Linked DNA regions of Homo sapiens: region 1 is linked to region 2. Evidence: chromatin loops called from intact Hi-C (ENCODE). Cell type or tissue: psoas muscle. All regions are shown on one strand. Each heading gives the region's core, and the rest is flanking DNA. Links, peaks and the distances in the headings are about the cores only. Region 1 has its middle 22 kb from the start of LINC02910. Region 2 overlaps LOC729296 (a long non-coding RNA gene).

What was found. A loop is a pair of places that touch in the nucleus more often than their neighbours do. Peaks named below come from ENCODE experiments on the same cell type or tissue, not always from the same donor. Only the 100,000 strongest peaks of a DNase experiment are listed, where the experiment ranks them.
Region 1: a loop joins it to region 2, with 2.9 times the contacts of the local background. A loop is called at or near these places in 1 of 110 quality-filtered maps.

The regions. Positions count from the first base shown.
Region 1 is chr20:60,029,963-60,038,658 of GRCh38, forward strand. It overlaps a transcript of CDH26 not described here. Among named protein-coding and RNA genes, the nearest start is that of LINC02910, 22 kb to the right of the region's middle. RefSeq lists enhancers at 6,548-7,049, 7,050-7,549. In psoas muscle, for the core only: no CTCF peak of the experiment used is centred there; a DNase peak (open chromatin) is centred at 4,509; H3K4me3 peaks cover 465 bases; H3K27ac peaks cover 1,416 bases.
Region 2 is chr20:60,091,721-60,100,416 of GRCh38, forward strand. It overlaps LOC729296 (a long non-coding RNA gene), which reads left to right. Exons shown (of 5, transcript NR_109918.1): 3 at 7,209-7,243; 4 at 8,451-8,499. Among named protein-coding and RNA genes, the nearest start is that of LINC02910, 40 kb to the left of the region's middle. In psoas muscle, for the core only: no CTCF peak of the experiment used is centred there; no DNase peak of the experiment used is centred there.

The DNA of each region.
Region 1 (8,696 bases), core at 326-8,325, 62 kb before region 2:
CAAAGGAACACATGGTCACTGAGAGACAAGAGATTCAGTCTTCACTGAGGTTGAAAAACAAGGAAGGGAGAAAGAAAGTGAACTGGGGATCCCTTCTGCCACCTTCCCCCACAACCCCTGGTTTTATTGAGGTATAACTGATATGTTAATATAAAAAAAGACATATATTGAATATCTACAATCTGATATGATAGTATACCATCACCAGAATCAAGTTTTGTGGAGCTCTGCTACCTTTTTGCTGGGTGACTTCCCCAGTCTGGGCCTGTGTCTATTTGAAAAATTGAGGATTCATTTTGACTGGAGGGTTTTCCACCTGAGTTCTCCAGAGCCTCAGCATTCCAGGACATCAGGGTGATTTGAAGTCAATCACAGCAGAGAAACTTTGGTCTGTTGGTGTTTTAAGTATCTGGGTTTTTTTTTGTTTGCTTTTTTTTGTTTTGTTTTGTTTTTGTTTTTTTCAGTATCCCTTCACCTTCTTCTAGGAAAACATCTGGACTTCCTTTGGGTAGTTCCCCATCTCTTCATCCTCTGTTTCTGTAAGTTCCAGAGGCAGATCCTGGAAGATTTTAACTAGCTAATGTAGCCCACCCCGTTGGCCACCACTATTAGTTCAGAGATGTGCATTTTACCCAAACTGAGCCAGTGAGAGTGGGGCCCAGGGTCTTTCCAACTCTTTGGATGGACTTTGAAGCTGAGAGGCTGTAAGTGCAGGGGCAGTTGCAGCAACCTTGAGAACATGAGGGGAAGAGGCAGAGTGGTTGGGGGCCACCAGATGTGGGAAGCATGGAAGTGAGCTGAGAGGGAGTGGAGTGGGTTCTAATGACATTGCTTAAGTCCTGCACCTAGTTAAGAAGCCATGACTCCCCTTGGACAATTACCTGCACCAGTGAATTCACTTTTGTGCTTGATTCAAGTTTTTGGAAACCAGCCCGGAGTGAAAACATTTCCTTCAAAAGTTTTTGTTTTTCAAAGTGAAAGCAAGTTTATTAAGAAGGTAAAGGAATAAAAGAATGGCTACTCCATAGACAAAGCAGCCTCGAGGGCTGCTGGTTGCACATTTTTATGGTTATTTCTTGATGATATGCTAAACAAGGGGTGGGTTATTCATGCTTCCCCTTTTTAGGCCATGTAGGATAACTTCCTGATGTTGCCATGGCATTTGTAAACTGTCATGGTGCTGGCGGGAATGTAGCAGTGGGGATGAACTGGAAGTCCAGCTTTCCAGGAGAACCTTCTAATGAGCACCTCTTACCTGCTTTGTGTAGTCTAAAGAGAGAAATCGCTTCAGCCTCAGCAGGGGCTGCATCATCCCCCAGGGAAGAGCCACAGCTGGGCGAGGATTGCCACAAGACATTTACAAGGAGATGATGCCACGGAGACTAACGCAGACTGGTAAACGGAAACACGGGGCTTTGGCTCGAACACCCTCTTTCAAGAAAGTTGTTTATGACCACAAGGAAGGTTTGAGTCTCTATATTTTTGCATGTACTAGATTTCTCCTTTTAAAAAAGATTCAGTTATGAATTCAGGCGTTCAAGTTAATCCTTGAGAATTAAATCAATTGAATTAATTATTTGTAAAAACATCCTCAGTTTCTTCAGATGAAAGGAGTATGATCTTCACAGAATTCTGCTTGTAATTCCCAGAGCAGTTGATGTATTTTGTTGTATTTTGCTGATTGGCTTTGTGTGATGTGCAAAGTTCTTTACAGAGAGGCTGGGAGAGAGTTGGGGGGCCAAAGGTGAGAGGGCTGTGTTCTTCCCACGCTGGCTCACAGCCTCTTGGGAGTTTATCATGGAGCTGGGTGGCGGCCACTGTCTTCACTTTCCCAGTTTCTGGTTTTGTTTTTTAAAGTTTTCATCCTCCCACTTTGGAAGCCTATGGACTTCATCTGTCATGCGATTTGTAAATCAAGACCCCAACAGGCAGCTGTCTGCTTCTATTAGCTTTCATGACACAGGTGACACTGCATGGAAGGCCTGCCTCTTTCTTTAAGTCAGTTATTAATATGAAATGACACCAAGTTGTTTCTCAAAAGCCAAACAGCCTAAGAATAGTAAAGAAAAATCATAATCTCACAGTATTATAATTCAATAACTATCATTATTAAAATGGTGGCATAAAGCCCAAGCTTTGCAATGTGTGGGGGAAGTTGAGTGAGAAATTCACCCTGAAATTCATCTGTGTATCAGTCGGAGAAATTAATGCTGGCAGCTGAAACAGGTAAAACCACCAAGGCTTTTAACCCAATGAAGGTTTATTTATCATCAGGCAAAGTCCAGTAAGTGCACAATTTGGGCCTGTAGGTTGGCTGTGGCAGGGGAAAAGATGAAGAAAGCACAGTGGCTATTAAATTCTATTGGCCAGAACTAGTCCTGTGACCATGATCTATTTGCCAGGGAGACGAGGAGGTGAGAATGAACACATAGATACTGAATGCATGTGGTTCCTCTAGCAATGTAAGGCGGATTTCTACTGTTGTTAGTCAGAAATGAAACTCAAAACTCATTTAGATGATGGAATTACGAAGAACTTGAATGTGGGCCTAACATAAATCATGCTGCTATAAAGACACATGCACACGTATGTTTATTGCGGCATTATTCACAATAGCAAAGACTTGGAACCAACCCAAATATCCAACAATGATAGACTGGATTAAGAAAATGTGGCACATATACACCATGGAATACTATTCAGCCATAAAAAAGGGTGAGTTCATGTCCTTTGTAGGGACATGGATGAAATTGGAAATCATCATTCTCAGTAAACTATCGCAAGAACAAAAAACCAAACACCGCATGTTCTCACTCATAGGTGGGAATTGAACAATGAGAACACATGGACACAGGAAGGGGAATATCACACTCTGGGGACTGTGGTGGGGTGGGGGGAGGGGGGAGGGATAGCATTGGGAGATGTACCTAATGCTAGATGACGAGTTAGTGGGTGCAGCGCACCAGCATGGCACATGTATACATATGTAACTAACCTGCACAATGTGCACATGTACCCTAAAACTTAAAGTATAATAATAAAAAAAAAAGAATCACATTTCCAATCCTGGTGTCTCATAGAGGATCAAAAAACAGTGTATGAAAGACGCATGATGTGGGCATTTAGAGCATTGGCTTTGGTTTGGGAGGAAGCCAGGGCTTAACACCAGCTCTATTATTCACCTTGTGTGAGCTTGATTAAGTGTATTCAACACTTTGAGTCCTTATTGCTTTGTCGGTAAAATGGGGAAAATAGTAACACCCCTCTTACAGGTTTTTTGAGAAGTCATTGCTATTACTCTTACCACCATCACTGCCCCGGGAACTTGTCTTTGTAATAAGATTTTTGGTGGATCTGAAGCTGTGGGTTATTGTTTAACCTCCTTCGTGTACACAGGCTGCCTTCCTTCATGCATACATGCACGTGGCAAATACTTATCAAATGCTTAGTGAATGCTAAGCCTGTGTTACCATTTTGCCTACGTTATTTAATTCTCACTTTCTGTTTTCACCCCATTTTGCAGATGAGGAGAACAAGGCTGGGAGAAAGCAAAGGAGCCACTTGTTTAAGGTTATGCAGCTGAGAAATGAACAAGGTGGGGTTCGAGTCCAGAGTGCGCATTCCCCATCACCCCTTAACAAAAAGGCATGTTTCCCAGGAGACTACAGAGGAGAATCGGCAGGTGGTCACAATTGCAGGGCTGTCTCAGGCTGAGCAGAGAGTACGGTGGAGGGGCATGGGCCTGCTGTTGGCGGTGAGGGCCTTGGAAATGGCTTCCTGGAGGAGATGGCAATTATCCAGGTAGACAAGATGTGTGTGTGTGTGTGTGTGTGTGTGTGTGTGATCATGAAGAAGAAATAATGTGCAAAGCCCTGGTCATAAATAACTTTTCCTCTGCAAACTGTGGATGGCAGTTCACCATGTTTCTCACCACTGGCCTGGTCACTGCTTATCCAATATGCATGTAAGAATTACTTTTTCTCTTTTTTCCCTTCTATAAATTCTCATAGAACTTCCTTTAATGCATTAAAAAAGCAACTAGCATGTTCAACCCATGATATCATATATCCTATGTTTTAGGATGCAACTAAAGTGAATATATAGGTGAAGAGGGTGAATCAGTGCAGCCGGCAGCACAGGGAAAACCAGGAACTGTCAATATAGCAAAGGTGGGAAGCCCAGGGAGCTGAAGCTTCAGGAACCCTGGGACAGAGAGTGTCTCCCTGCATTCCAGCTTAGAAGTGCTGCTCTTCAAGACAGAGTGTCACCAGCTCCATTTGTCCATAAAGCCACATTGTTCGAAGGGAAGGCAATGTCCCTCTGCCACTGCTCACCATGAAAAGACAGTGCTGTGTCAGGAACTGTGGGGCCAGAGCTTTGTGCTCTGGGGGAAGGGTCATGAGGCAAAAGGTCACAAGAGTAGCCAGGAAAGTTCTAAATTAGCCTTGGGAACAAGCCAGGCCCAGAGCAGAGACCCAGAGTTCAGGAATGTTCCCTGGCCCTGCCCTTGAAGTCTCTGCTCATAGCCTCGGAGCCGTGGCTACCAGGGAGGGTGGCTAAAAATACCTTGGTCAGGGGCCTAGAGATTGCACTTAGGAGACTGCTTTCCAGAGGCAGCCCGGGGAGAGCCGACAGCAGTGTGGGCGCCAGGGCCCCCACCAGCTACAAAGGTCAGCCAGCCCCCAGCTGCCTTCAGGTGGGTGTTTCTGCCAGTTCTCCTTTAGTGTTCAGGCTCAAATGAAAGGCCACTTTCAGCAAGTTTTCCTGACATTGTCGGAGACTGGAGCCAAGGCCCTGTCTGTTTTACTTTCTGAAAGAGCCAGTCTGAGAGATGGATGGGTTGGCGACTGAACACCACAAACAACAGCAGTGGGCTTTAACCTGATGGTGGAGGCTCCGGCACAGGTGGGGAAGGCCAGTGGCTCAGAAGGCCTGACAAGGACAGGACCAAAGCTCCAACAGCTCAGAGCTGGACTCCTTCCCATCCCAGATCTGAGCTCTTTGGTTCTCCTTCACAGAGGTGATTATGGTTCATAGTATCTTCTAAATAGAAATGCATATCATTTAAAATTTTTAATACCAATGTGTAAACTGAACCACACTTTAATTTATTCACCTAACAATCCACCTAAGAGATCCTGCCCTGTCAACATAGGTATAGTTATTGCACTTTTTAGAGTTTTTATGTCATTGTTTGTACGACTGTGTTATAACTTAAGCAGTTTTCTGCTGAGAATATTCAGGCTATTTCTGGCTTTTTGCTACAACAAACAGTCCTGCTGAGAACATTCTAATTCACACTTTTTCTATGCATGCATGAACATATTGTTAGGATACAGTCCTAGCAGTGAAATTCCTAGAGGAATGGGAACATACGTTTACAATGTTAATACCTATTGACAAATTGTTTTCCAACATTCCCACCAGCAGTGTGTATTATCAGTTTTTAAATATTTACCAGCCTAAGTAAAATAACTTAAAAAGGGTCTGTAATTTTAGTCTTAACCTCCATAACTTTCATTATAAATGAAGCTGGAACATATGAAATTATGTTTATGAGCCACTTATTTTCCTGTGAACTGCCTGTTTTTGTCATTTACCCATTTTTTTTTTTCTGATAGGTTGGTGGTCCTTTTTATTTATTTGTAGGAATGCTTTGTATGTGGTATGGTTTGGCTGTGTGCCCTCATTCAAATCTCATCTCGAATTGTGATCCCACATGTTGAGGGAGGGAGGTGATTGGATCACGGGGGGCGGTTCCCCCATGCTGTTCTTATGATAATGAGTGAGTTCTCACGAGACCTGGTGGTTTTATTTGGGGCTCTTCCCCACTTTACTTTCTCTTCTCTCTCTCCTGCCACCTTGTGAAGAAGAGCATGTTTGCTTCCCCTTTCGCCATGATTGTAAGTTTCCCGAGGCCTCCCCAGCCCTACAGACTGTGAATCAATTAAACCTCTTTTGTTTATAAATTACCCAGTCTCAGGGAAGTTCTTGAAAGCAGTGTGAAAACAGGCTAATACAGTATATGAGGATATTAGCTCTGTTTGTTATCTATGTTACCTTTTTTTCAGTTTGTCCTTTGGTTTTTGATATCTTTTTCCATGCAAAAACTAAAAAAAAAAAAAAAAAAAAAAAAAAAAGATGAAGTCAAATGTATCACTCTTCTTTATGGCTTTAAGAGGACACTGATTTCTGAATGGTGAGAAAAGGAGGTGACAAGAAACTTCTGCACCTTCCTGCACCAAACCAGACTTGACCCTGGAACACAGCAATCTGACCTGGCTGCGTGTTTCATGTGTGGTGGGTTGATGGCCCATCTCTCATCCTGGTCACTGTCACCTCTGTTTCCTACCTGCTTAGCCTTTAAGCTGCGAAGTCATCCTGGACATGCATCACCTCCCCAAACTCTGTCTTGTCCCCATTGCCACCCTTCCCCCAGCCTCTGGACAAATCTCCCTGCTTCAGTGTCTCTCATCTGTTGGGTACAAACATCCCCAGAAGATCCCCCGCCACACATTCCCTGGATCAGAACCCATCAGTGGTTCCCTAGTGCCTGGGAATTTCCATTCAATGGCCTCCGAACCATGAGCCTGCCTTTTCTGCCTGAAGCCCAAAACCCCAGCTACAGATCTTTACCCCAGAGACCATCTTGGGCCTCCCTCCAGGCTTTTGCTTACTCTGTGCCCTCATCCTGGAGTCCTGTCCCCACCCCTATCTACAGAAACTCCACCAGCCCTCCTGGCTGCCCCGATGGTCCTCGCACAGGGAGACTTGTCTACCTCCCGAGGTCACGTGTGGGCTCTGGTCCTCTTGCCATCATGGCAGAGATTTTGCTGTATCTCCCCCTGGCTGCTGGTGCTCTGCTTACCTCCTCCAGAGTTGTTAACAAAGAGCTGAGGATGCTGAGCTGCCCAGGGACTTGGCTGCAGGTGGCATAGGGAGCAGCAAGGGCTGGCCAGCCCATGAGCTACACGCCCGAGTCAGCTGCCTCCTCTGGGTAATGAAGTGGAAACGTTGCTCTCCACCTGCCACCTCCAGGGGCTTTCTTGCTCTCTCAAGTGATTCTAACCACTGGTCATTCTTAGTTACCAACCACAGCTCCAACACTGGGCACCAGGGATGCTGAAGGGAGCAAAAACAATGAGCCTCCCAAGAGGTGAGATGGAAATTAATCTAATAACTACACAGAAAAAAATGCAATCATAACTACATTCAGTGCCACACAAAAGGTTTGTGAATCAGGAGAGTGTATCTCCAGGGGTCTGACGTAGTCTGGGGGTTGGGGAAGCCCCACAAATGCCCGAGCTGCCTGTGAGTATGAACAGCGAACTGGAGGGGGCAGTGTCCCAGTGGAGGGACAGCAGGAGGGAGCCTGGTGCACCCGTGACTCACACGGCTGGGGAGAGGGCTGAGGAAGCTCCAGCATTCCTGCTTCCCCTGATCTTGCCCTTCAGAGGGTTTGAGGCTGAACCAGTCCCTCTTTGAGGGAAGAAAGGGAAGATGTGTCCCCTGCCTGACAATTGACAAACAGAGCACATTCCTTTCTTGGTTCCAATGTCATTTGCTTGAGAACAAATGGACCAAGGAGAGGTGGCAGAGCAGGGATCCTCCAGCAGTGAGTTGTGCTGGCCCTGGCTGGTGTTTCAGGATAGGGTCCTGGTGAAAGGTGACAGAGGTACAGCCATTGAACCACAGGCTCCTCTCCCGATGGTGATCCTCAAAAGGGAGGCTGCTCCCAGGTGGGGTGCCAGCTGCAAGGGAGCCTGAGAGCATAGGCGAACACTGGAAACAGAACATCTGGGGATTCTTCTGTGCCTTGACTTTCTGTATTCTTAATATCTCGATGGCAGAGAAATCTGAGATCAAGGCTAAATATTTGCCTCTGCTTCGGATTTTGATTCCACTAGAAAGACAGTTGAAATAATGTACATTTCAGCTTCCGATGAAATAGCCAGCAATGGAGGATCTGTGTTTGTTTGCGAAGTTTACTCACCCAATAAATCATTCCTTTGCAGAGATGCCATTAACTAACAATTCAAGGTTGGTAACCTCCAATCAACAGTGATTAAAGAACTTTCGCTGAATGGCAGAGAGAGAACACGTTTTTCTGAACGCTAGCAGCAGTCGGCTTGCACCATCCATCTTTTCTTTGATAAACTGCTCTGGACTAATAATTCCAGATGGAAAGATTTTAAATCAAGTACGGAGGTTGGCAGGATCAGGGAAAACTCTGAATAATTGTAAAGACTATTTTATTGCAGACTCTTTTCAGATGGGAGACAGTCACCTAGGTTCTCAAGAGTGGATGGTGTTTCCAGGAGGGGTATTTCCTCCTCACCTCTTATTCATACTCTGTGGGCACTCCACGCCCATCGCATGAGAGTTTAACTGTGAAGTGTGGATTTCACATGTTGCATTCCTGTCATCATTGCCCCCAGGACGGAAGGCCAGATTCTGCACTTGACACCCTCAAGCCTATCTCTTCCACACTCTGCCTGGAATTTTGTGTCCCAATCATACTGAGGTTTTCCTGGCTCTTTCCTTCTCAGCCTTCAGGTGCCAGCAGGGATGGTCACTGGGCCAGATTTCTCCTCTGATCCCTGCAGTGCCTCACAGAACCACTGGAAAACACACTGCCTCCTGGCTTGTCTGCCCCTCCTCTAGGCTGTAGGCGAGCTCACTGGGGGCCAGTGATG
Region 2 (8,696 bases), core at 154-8,153:
ATTTTGCTCATCCATCAATCTATGTGTGAGATGGGGAGGCTCTCTGACCAATAGTCTTCAAAAATAAAATGCAATTTGCCAAACAAACAAAAATGACTGAAGTATATGAAAAGGCCCCAGGCTTCCTGCAGTATGTGTGACCTTCTGGGCTCTCCTAGTTTTCTTGTGGGGGAAGATATCTTAGGGGAAGCAAAACTGTTCTCCTCCAAGCTCCAAGGGACCTATTGCAGGAGGTTCCTTGCTTTATTTCCTGGTAGGATCTGGCCATTGAGTCACTGAGAGACCGTGGAGTCTTCATAGACCAAGACCATTCTCTTCATCAAAGTCTCCCTATTCCTGTTGGTGAGCATGGGGCTTGGGACAACACATAGTGCATTCCAGTAGAAAGTATTTACTGAGTAATTTTTGTGAGTCATTATTGAACAAGTGGTGTATTCAGAATTCAGAAAATGTTGTAGGTCCCTTCACTGTCCCCCTGTATGTTCTGTATGTTATACTTGTCTTATGTATGATATCTACATAGGGTGAAGACCCATCAGAGGTTATAATTGTTATTTTCCAACATCCAGCAGATTTTTTAAAACTCAGGAGGGGAACTGGGCTGGGCACCATGGCTCACGCCTGTAATCCCAGCACTTTGGGAGGCTGAAGCCAGTGGATCACTTGAGCTCAGGAGTTCAAGATCAGCCTGGGCAACATGGTGAAACCCACATCTCTACAAAAAATACAAAAATTATCCCGGTGTGGTGGCATGCACCTCTAGTCCCAGCTACTTAGGAGGCTGAGGTGGAAGGATCATTTGATCCTGGGAGGTTGAGGCTGCAGTGAGCCATGATGGTGCCACTGCATTCAAGCGTGGGTGACAGAGCGAGACCGTGTCTCAAAACAAGCAAACAAACAAACAAACAAACAAATAAACCTCAGGAGGAGAACAATCTGTTATACTTACTCAGATTGTTACCATTTCTGTTGCTTCTTCATTCCTGATTCTTCAAGTTTCCTTCTTTTTGAAGAACTTCCTTTAGTACTTCTTGAAGTACATGTTTGCTGGCAATAAATTCTCTTAGTTTTCCTTCATCTGAAAACATCTTTATTTTGCCTTTATTCTGGAAGTGTATTTTCTCTGGATAAATCCTGGTTTGAACATCCTTTCCTTTCAGCACTTCAAAGGTGGTGTGCCATTTCCTTCTGACCTCCATATTTTCTGATGAGAAATCTGTAGTCATTCAGATCATTGTTCTCCTACAGGTTAAATAGATTGCATTTCCCTGTCAGTTTCAAGATTATTATTATTAGTTACTTTAATTTTCACCATTTTGATTACAAAATAGTGAAATATTTGATTACAATTTGAATACAAAATAGTCTGGGTGTGGATTTCTTTGGGTTTATCACCTTTGGAGTTTGCTGAACTTCTTAATTTGCAGGCTTATATCTTTTGTGAAATTTGGGAAGTTTTTGGCCATCATTTCATTACATATTTTTTCAGCCCTGCACTCTTTCTCCTCTATTTCTGAAACTCCAATGACTAGAAAGGAGGCATCTCCTCCTTCAGAATTTTGGCTCTTGTGGGAACCTATTTCTGCCACTGATTATTGCTTGGGGGCTGAGAGAATGGAAAAAAGAAAAATGTGGGGATTTCTGCACTCTCTCAGAGTCCTAGGAGTTTGCTTTCTCACTCCCCAAGCCAGACCAGAGGCCTCCCCACTGATTTCTCTGTCTGAGTCCTGATGCCCATGTCCAGGTCTCAGGCTGTGCTGGTATCAGGCTCGGGGGTCCAGAAGGAGAAGAATGGCGAGCCTGCTGCCCACTCAGTGGCACTTCACATTCTGGTCTTCTTCTGGATTTGCCTGCCACTGTCTACTTTCAGAGCTCACAAATAGTGCTCCATGCAATTTTGCCCAGCTTTTATTGTTACACTCACTGGGAGAGACAGGGTAGAGCCCTGCCTTACCCAGGGTTCTTGCCTGGTTCACTTTTAATACAAAACCTATCCATGCCCAATGTAAAGTCAAGCTCAAATGACACAGAAGTAAGTAGAGTAACAGGAAAAAAAGAGGTCATTTTTTGCCATCTCGCCCCCTAAGGATAGGGCCTGTTGATGCTTTTGTATGATTTTCCAGACTTTTCTCTCATGCACATGCTGGCATCCTTGCAGGGAGCAGTCTGGCCTCTGATGGTCAGGGGTGCAGGCTGTAAACACCAGAACGGCAGGTTCCTGAATCAGTGCCTATAACTCTGGCAAACAACCTAACTTCACCAAGTCCAAATTCCCACTGATGTAAAGTGGGAATCATAATGCCTGCCCCTCAAGGAAGTTCTGAGGGTAAGAGGAGCAAAGGCACATTGTAGTTGCCTAATGAATGTCTCCATGTCATCTGATCTATACATAGAGAGAGCACATGCTCATTTCTGGGTATGGAGACAGACATCGCTTGCTGCGATAAAACCACAGACGGTTGCTCTTCTCTCCCTCTGCTTTGTCTTGGCCATCTCTCCACATTAGTAGATAAGATTGTCTTACTCTCTGGGACGGCTCCAGGTGACATTGTTGCATGGACATGAAGTCGCTTATTTTCTCTGTTGCCTTGGAAACCCCATTTCCTGAGAGTCTTGCCCTCTGTTCTCCCTCTGACAACAGAGGGGCAACCCTTCATCCTCTGTGTGTCCCCACGCTTTTCGATAAGCAGGGGTCATTGGGAAGAAGCCACAGGAGAGTGGGGCCAACAACCCCCGAGAGAGCTTGCCATTCTCTGTTTTAATTCATTGAGGTTCTTGGCTGATGCTGTCTGGATTGGAGGGAAGGGATTCATGTAAGTGTACATTAAGGATTCTAAGATGTGTGTGTTACATAAACTGCAGGGCAGGTATTGATTGGTTTGCTTCCAAGAGTGTGGGGCATCATCTTTTTCCTGGACCAGAAATGACTCCCTGTGGGGGGTTCTTGTTCATTCCAGGAGAAGGGTTGAGGTCCTTGATGGCTTTTCTGGGGTGCTTACCAGGGGTGCCCTGGTGAGTGAGGGGCACTTACCACCAGGAGGTGTTCAGAGACTTGGCATTAAGTAACCATCCACACAGTAAACGTTCGTTCTTCCTCTTCAGTTCCATTCAGTCCTGAGAGCCTCAGAGAGTGTCTCAGACTGGGGCTCAGCCGCCTCTGTGGCTCTTGCCATTTTCTCTTTCTTAACAGGGAGAATGGACCAGAGGCCCAGAGGTGTTGACAGCTGCAGTACCTCAGCAGAATATAATAATATTCATTGATTTTCATGGTATTCCTTTTTTTGATTGTTTTCTATTTGTGGCAAGTTTCATTTTTAAGTGTATTTATTTTCATTTGAAAGCTGAGATAATTTGAAGAAAAATATGAAGTAAACAATGTGGTCCTGGTGATATGCGTGTAGGGTATGATTCATATAGGGGTTCCCTAGACGATTTAAGTTTGGCAAACATTGAACTAACATGTGAATGACTGATAGCAGGGCTTTCCCTGAGAACAAGCTCACAAGGTAGATGGGAAGACTATGGGCAAATGGGCGCAAGAATGCTGTCCATAGATGGGGGGAAATCTCCATCAGTTTTATGCATTTTCTGGGAGTTGACCCTTTCTGCAGACTATCTGCTAAGGTGGGAGAAGAGGAAGGACACAAGCCAGGGCAGGGGGTGGACTGGACAGGTGATGGTGGCAGACAGACTGCTGGCTTTGCTGTCTTGTGGGAAACAGACTGGATAGGAAGAGGCTCACACTCTCCCGAGGGAGACAAAGTCTTTCGTAGCAGGTATCCGTGATTCTATTCTGTCTGGGACGCATTCCCCAATTTCTGGAGGGTGATCCTCTATTTTATCTCAGGGGAATATCCCTTCTCCACTCTTAGTCCATGTGGTGCACACATCACCCAGCTCAGGCAAGCTCACATATTCTAAACCCTTGGCCTCTGTGATTGGTGTAAGGCTGGGCTCCTTGCCCAACAGGGTCCCATGAGGATAAAGTCAGCAATGCTGAATGGCTTTCTGCCAGGGTTGCTAAGCTAGTGGGGGCAGGTGAGGAGCTCTCTGTGAACAGAAGGTCCTGAGATTGAAGCCACCACCTAGGAAGGAGGAACTGACAGAAGGAGAAAGGTCGAGTCCCAGGCATCTCCTTGGAGATTCTGGGCACAACTGGGACAAGAGCCCTCGTTTGCGTGAGCCAGTGAGTCCCTTGCATTCCCATCTTATTCTCTGAAACTGATTTGAGTTGAGTTTTTGTTATGAGCCACTCCAAGTCACATGTACCTACTGACCTACGTGGAGACTCTCTCGTGCTCTGCATGGCTGTAGCCATAGCTCCGCAGTCAGAGAAACAGGCACTGGAGTTGGGACCTGGACTCCCATTGCAGCTCAGCCATGTATGGGCCACAGGACCTTGAGCAAATCATTTCTCCGGTTGATGGGAGGGTGAAGTGAGGGAATCCATGCTAAGCTCCTAGTAAAATGCCGGCATAGACGCTCCGGGTGGATGTGAGCTGCTGCTGATAATGATGGTGATTAAAATAAAACCTCAATTATAATGAAATGTAATTCCCATGCGAATGCTGTTGCTCCCTTCCCCACGGTGAAGTGTGTGTGTGTGTGTGTGTGTGTGTGTGTGTGCGTGCCCACGTGTGCGTGTGGGGGAGGGGGCTTGGAATTGTGGCATCTACAATGCCAGGAGAAGCTTTCATAAGCCTAAGGCTGTAGTCCTTGTTCAGGGGTGGAAAGATGCCTCCAGTCGGTCCAATCTGAGTGACACCCACGTCTTTGGTAAGCAGCTGGGAAAGAAAAGCTCTGTCTCCTTCCAGATGGTGTGCTGCATTCCCATGGTTTTGGATCCTGCAACCACTCTTGTTCCACGCAGAGGCCAGCCTGTGGGTTAGAGAGATGCACAGAGAGGGACAAAGCCCGGAACAATCACAGAGAATCAAAGCACTCTGGTTATACCTTGCCTTCCCTAAGCTGCTGATGAATTAGCAGATCAAATTCCAGAAATAATTCAACCTTCCACTGTTTTTTTTTTTTCACGCACGTGTCCCTTTGCCAGGCAGCCTTGCTGTAGTGCCTCTGTTTAATATTCCATTTGTAAGATGGGCAGCTCCAAGTCTATGCTCACTCAGCTGCTCATCAAGAATAACAAGGTAAATGACAAAGGAGGTAAGAATGTCCTCGTCAAATGTCCTATGCTGTCACCTGCCAGAAAGCCCTCGGCAGTCAGTGTCCAAGATGGCTCCCCACGCAGGAATCTCTCTGAAGTGCTCTGTGATCTCCACAACTAAAACATAATTTCTGGCTCCAGAGAGCTCTGGGGCTCTGTTCCCTTGTTCAGCCCGTGCTCCTGGTCATCGTCAGCCCCAGGACTGAGGCTTGGACTGGCTCAGGGGCTGCTGTCTGTGAAAATCAGATTGATGCATCTGATTACATGGCCTGTTAACATCTGCAAAAAATAAGATAAAATAAGAATTATTTACCTGTCACAGCTTTGACACACCATCACAAACTGGAGCTGACACCTCTTCTGTTCACCTTGGAGAGGTGCAGAGTGAAGAGCAGACCGTGACACACTTAATAGATTGCTGGGCATTTACGGAGCTGCTTGTTACCCAGCTCAAGAGCCATGTCCAACTGCTACAGCGTTCATCAAAGACAAGAAGCCACAAGGAGCAAGTCAGTACTGCAATTCATTAAGGCAACTTGACCTCTGGGGAGAGGAGAAGAAAAAGGAACTAGCAGCATTGATTGCCTATGTTTCCTGAAGTGTGGTGTCATGGCATAAAATGACATTGAATCACAGGGTGAGAAAACCACGCATTTCAGCTCTTGCTTGGCCTTTGAAGACGACATAGGAAGTCTCTGCTGGTGCTAGTTGTCTTGAGCTTCTCTTTGACACCCTTTCCTAATGCAAACAGAGTGGGCCTCAGCATGGGAGCTTCTGCAGGTGACTCTGCTAAAAGGTTACTAACACTGTATAGTGGTGTTCCATCCATTTAAAAAATATACTTTAATTTTTAGAGTAGTTTTAGGTACACAGTAAAATTAGGTGGGAAGTGCAAAGATTTCTCATTTACCTCCTGCCCCCACCTACACACAACCTCCTCCATTATCAAGATTCCCCCTAGGGTGGTACATTTGTTGTAATTGATGACCTGACATTGACAGATGGATGACATATAGTTTGCATTAGGGCTCACCCTTGGTGTCATACATTCTATGGGTTTGGACAAATGCAAAATCACATATATCCCCCATTACAAGATCCTACAGAACACTCTCACTGACCTAAAAATCCTCTGGGCTCTGCCATTCATCCTTCCATCCCTGTAGTCCCTGGCAATCACTGGTCTTTTTATTGTCCCCATAATTTTGCCTTTTTCAAAATGTCATACAGTTGGAATCACACAATACAAAGCCTCTTCAGATTGGCTTCTTTCACTTAGCAATGTGAGTTTCTGTCTTCTCCACTGTCTTTTCATGATTGGATAGCTAATCTTTGTTTCATCTATTTTTAAGGTTATGCACCAGTTAAGGGAAGTGGTATAAGTTTTCCGTGTATAGGAGTGATATATAGTTTTCATGTTCTTTGATTTGAAAATTAACTTCCTTTAAATATATAATTGCTTTGTTTATTTTTGGCCAGATAGGACACTCACTCAGCTCAAAAATCAATGTAAATCAAAAGGTTTGTATTGAAAACTCTGCCTGCCATCTGTCTCCTGCCACCCAGCTCCTACCCACACTGTGTTACCACTGACTTCTGTTCATCCTTCCAAAGAGTTTATGCAAATACAACCTGTTATAAATATATGTTCTCCCTCAACAGTTTTCTACACAAATGGTAGCATACTTTATGAACTGTTCTGTATCTTTTTGGCATAACAGTATACCCTGGTGATCATTCCCTATCTGTATATTTCCTCATTCTTTTTTTCTGCTGTATAGAATTCCATTTTCTGGATGTACCACAGTTCATTCAACCATCCCCTACTAATGGACACTTAAGGTGCTGTGGTCTTTGATGCTGTAAACAGAGTAGCTGGGAATAGCTTGTACTTACATCGACCCACATGCATAGGAGCATATCTGGGAAGTGGCGTTGCTAAGTAAAAGAGAACATTAACTTCTAATTTTGGCAGACATTGTCAAATTGCCCTCCCTAAGGAAGTCATAGTTTTTTAATTGTTAAATGGTCTTATTATTTGTAGATCGACAGAAAAGAAATGAGTCAACGATGGTGCAGGTGATCTGTGCAGTGCTGTGCAGGGGATGGGTCAAAGCTGTGATGCTGGCATGCAACTAACTCACCATTGTGAGCCAATCACAAAAGCAGAAACTTGGCCAAGCTGGTATCTTTCTAGAAACAAACTTCAGATGTTTACATCTGTAACAAAGACAAACTTCAGATGTTTAATTTTTATTTATTTATTTATTTAGTTTTATACTTTAAGTTTTAGGGTACATGTGCACAATGTGCAGGTTAGTTACATATGTATACATGTGCCATGCTGGTGCGCTGCACCCACTAACTCGTCATCTAGCATTAGGTATATCTCCCAATGCTATCCCTCCCCGCTCCCGCCACCCCACAACAGTCCCCAGAGTGTGATGTTCCCCTTCCTGTGTCCATGTGTTCTCATTGTTCAATTCCCACCTATGAGTGAGAACATGCAGTGTTTGGTTTTTTGTTCTTGCGATAGTTTACTGAGAATGATGATTTCCAATTTCATCCATGTCCCTACAAAGGACATGAACTCATCATTTTTTATGGCTGCATAGTATTCCATGGTGTATATGTGCCACATTTTCTTAATCCAGTCTATCATTGTTGGACATTTGGGTTGGTTCCAAGTCTTTGCTATTGTGAATAATGCCGCAATAAACATATGTGTGCATGTGTCTTTATAGCAGCATGATTTATAGTCCTTTGGGTATATTCCTCAGGGATCTAGAACTAGAAATACCATTTGACCCAGATGTTTAATTTTTAAATGGACCAGTAGAAGTGGAAAGGAGGGACATGTATGTCTATACTCTGGGAGAGATGACAGATGCCCTCATTTGCCCCCAAATTGGTGCATGAGGGCAGGGCTGGGGTTGGGCTTTGGGTGCTGCATCTTGCACCCCTTAATGGGTGTGAAGGGTCCCAGGTGCTCAGGTGGGGCTGGCCACGTCTCCAGGGGACTTCTGTTTCCTGCTTGTCTTGCTGGAGGCCGGCTGCTTTGTCTTCTTCAATTCCTTGACATTCCTGATATTAAGCCCCTTCTTGGGCCAGTGTGAGTGGGCTTCCTCCCTTCTAAAGATCAGCCCGCCCTGAGACACTCGCTGTTTCTCCCTAGGTGGAAGCACCCTCAGTGGGTGATGCTAGAAATACCTGCCCGTCATTTCTACTTCTACTGGTCCCATTTTAAAAATTAAAAATCTGAAGTTTGTCTTTATTACCTTTCTAGAAAGGGACCAGCTTGACGAAGCTTCTGCTTTTGTGACTGTCTCCTAATGGTGAGTATTGAGAATTTCTTCTTATAGTCGCAGCAGTGAAAAGGAACTTTTCATCCAAAAATTACAAAACAGATTTATGTTGAAAATAATGAGAACTTTGTTGGTGCCCTGGAAAAATATTTGAGAGAAGCAGAGAGTGATTCCTTTTATTGGGCCAGAGTGTAAAATTCAGCTCATTGGTCTCAAGGGAAGAAAAA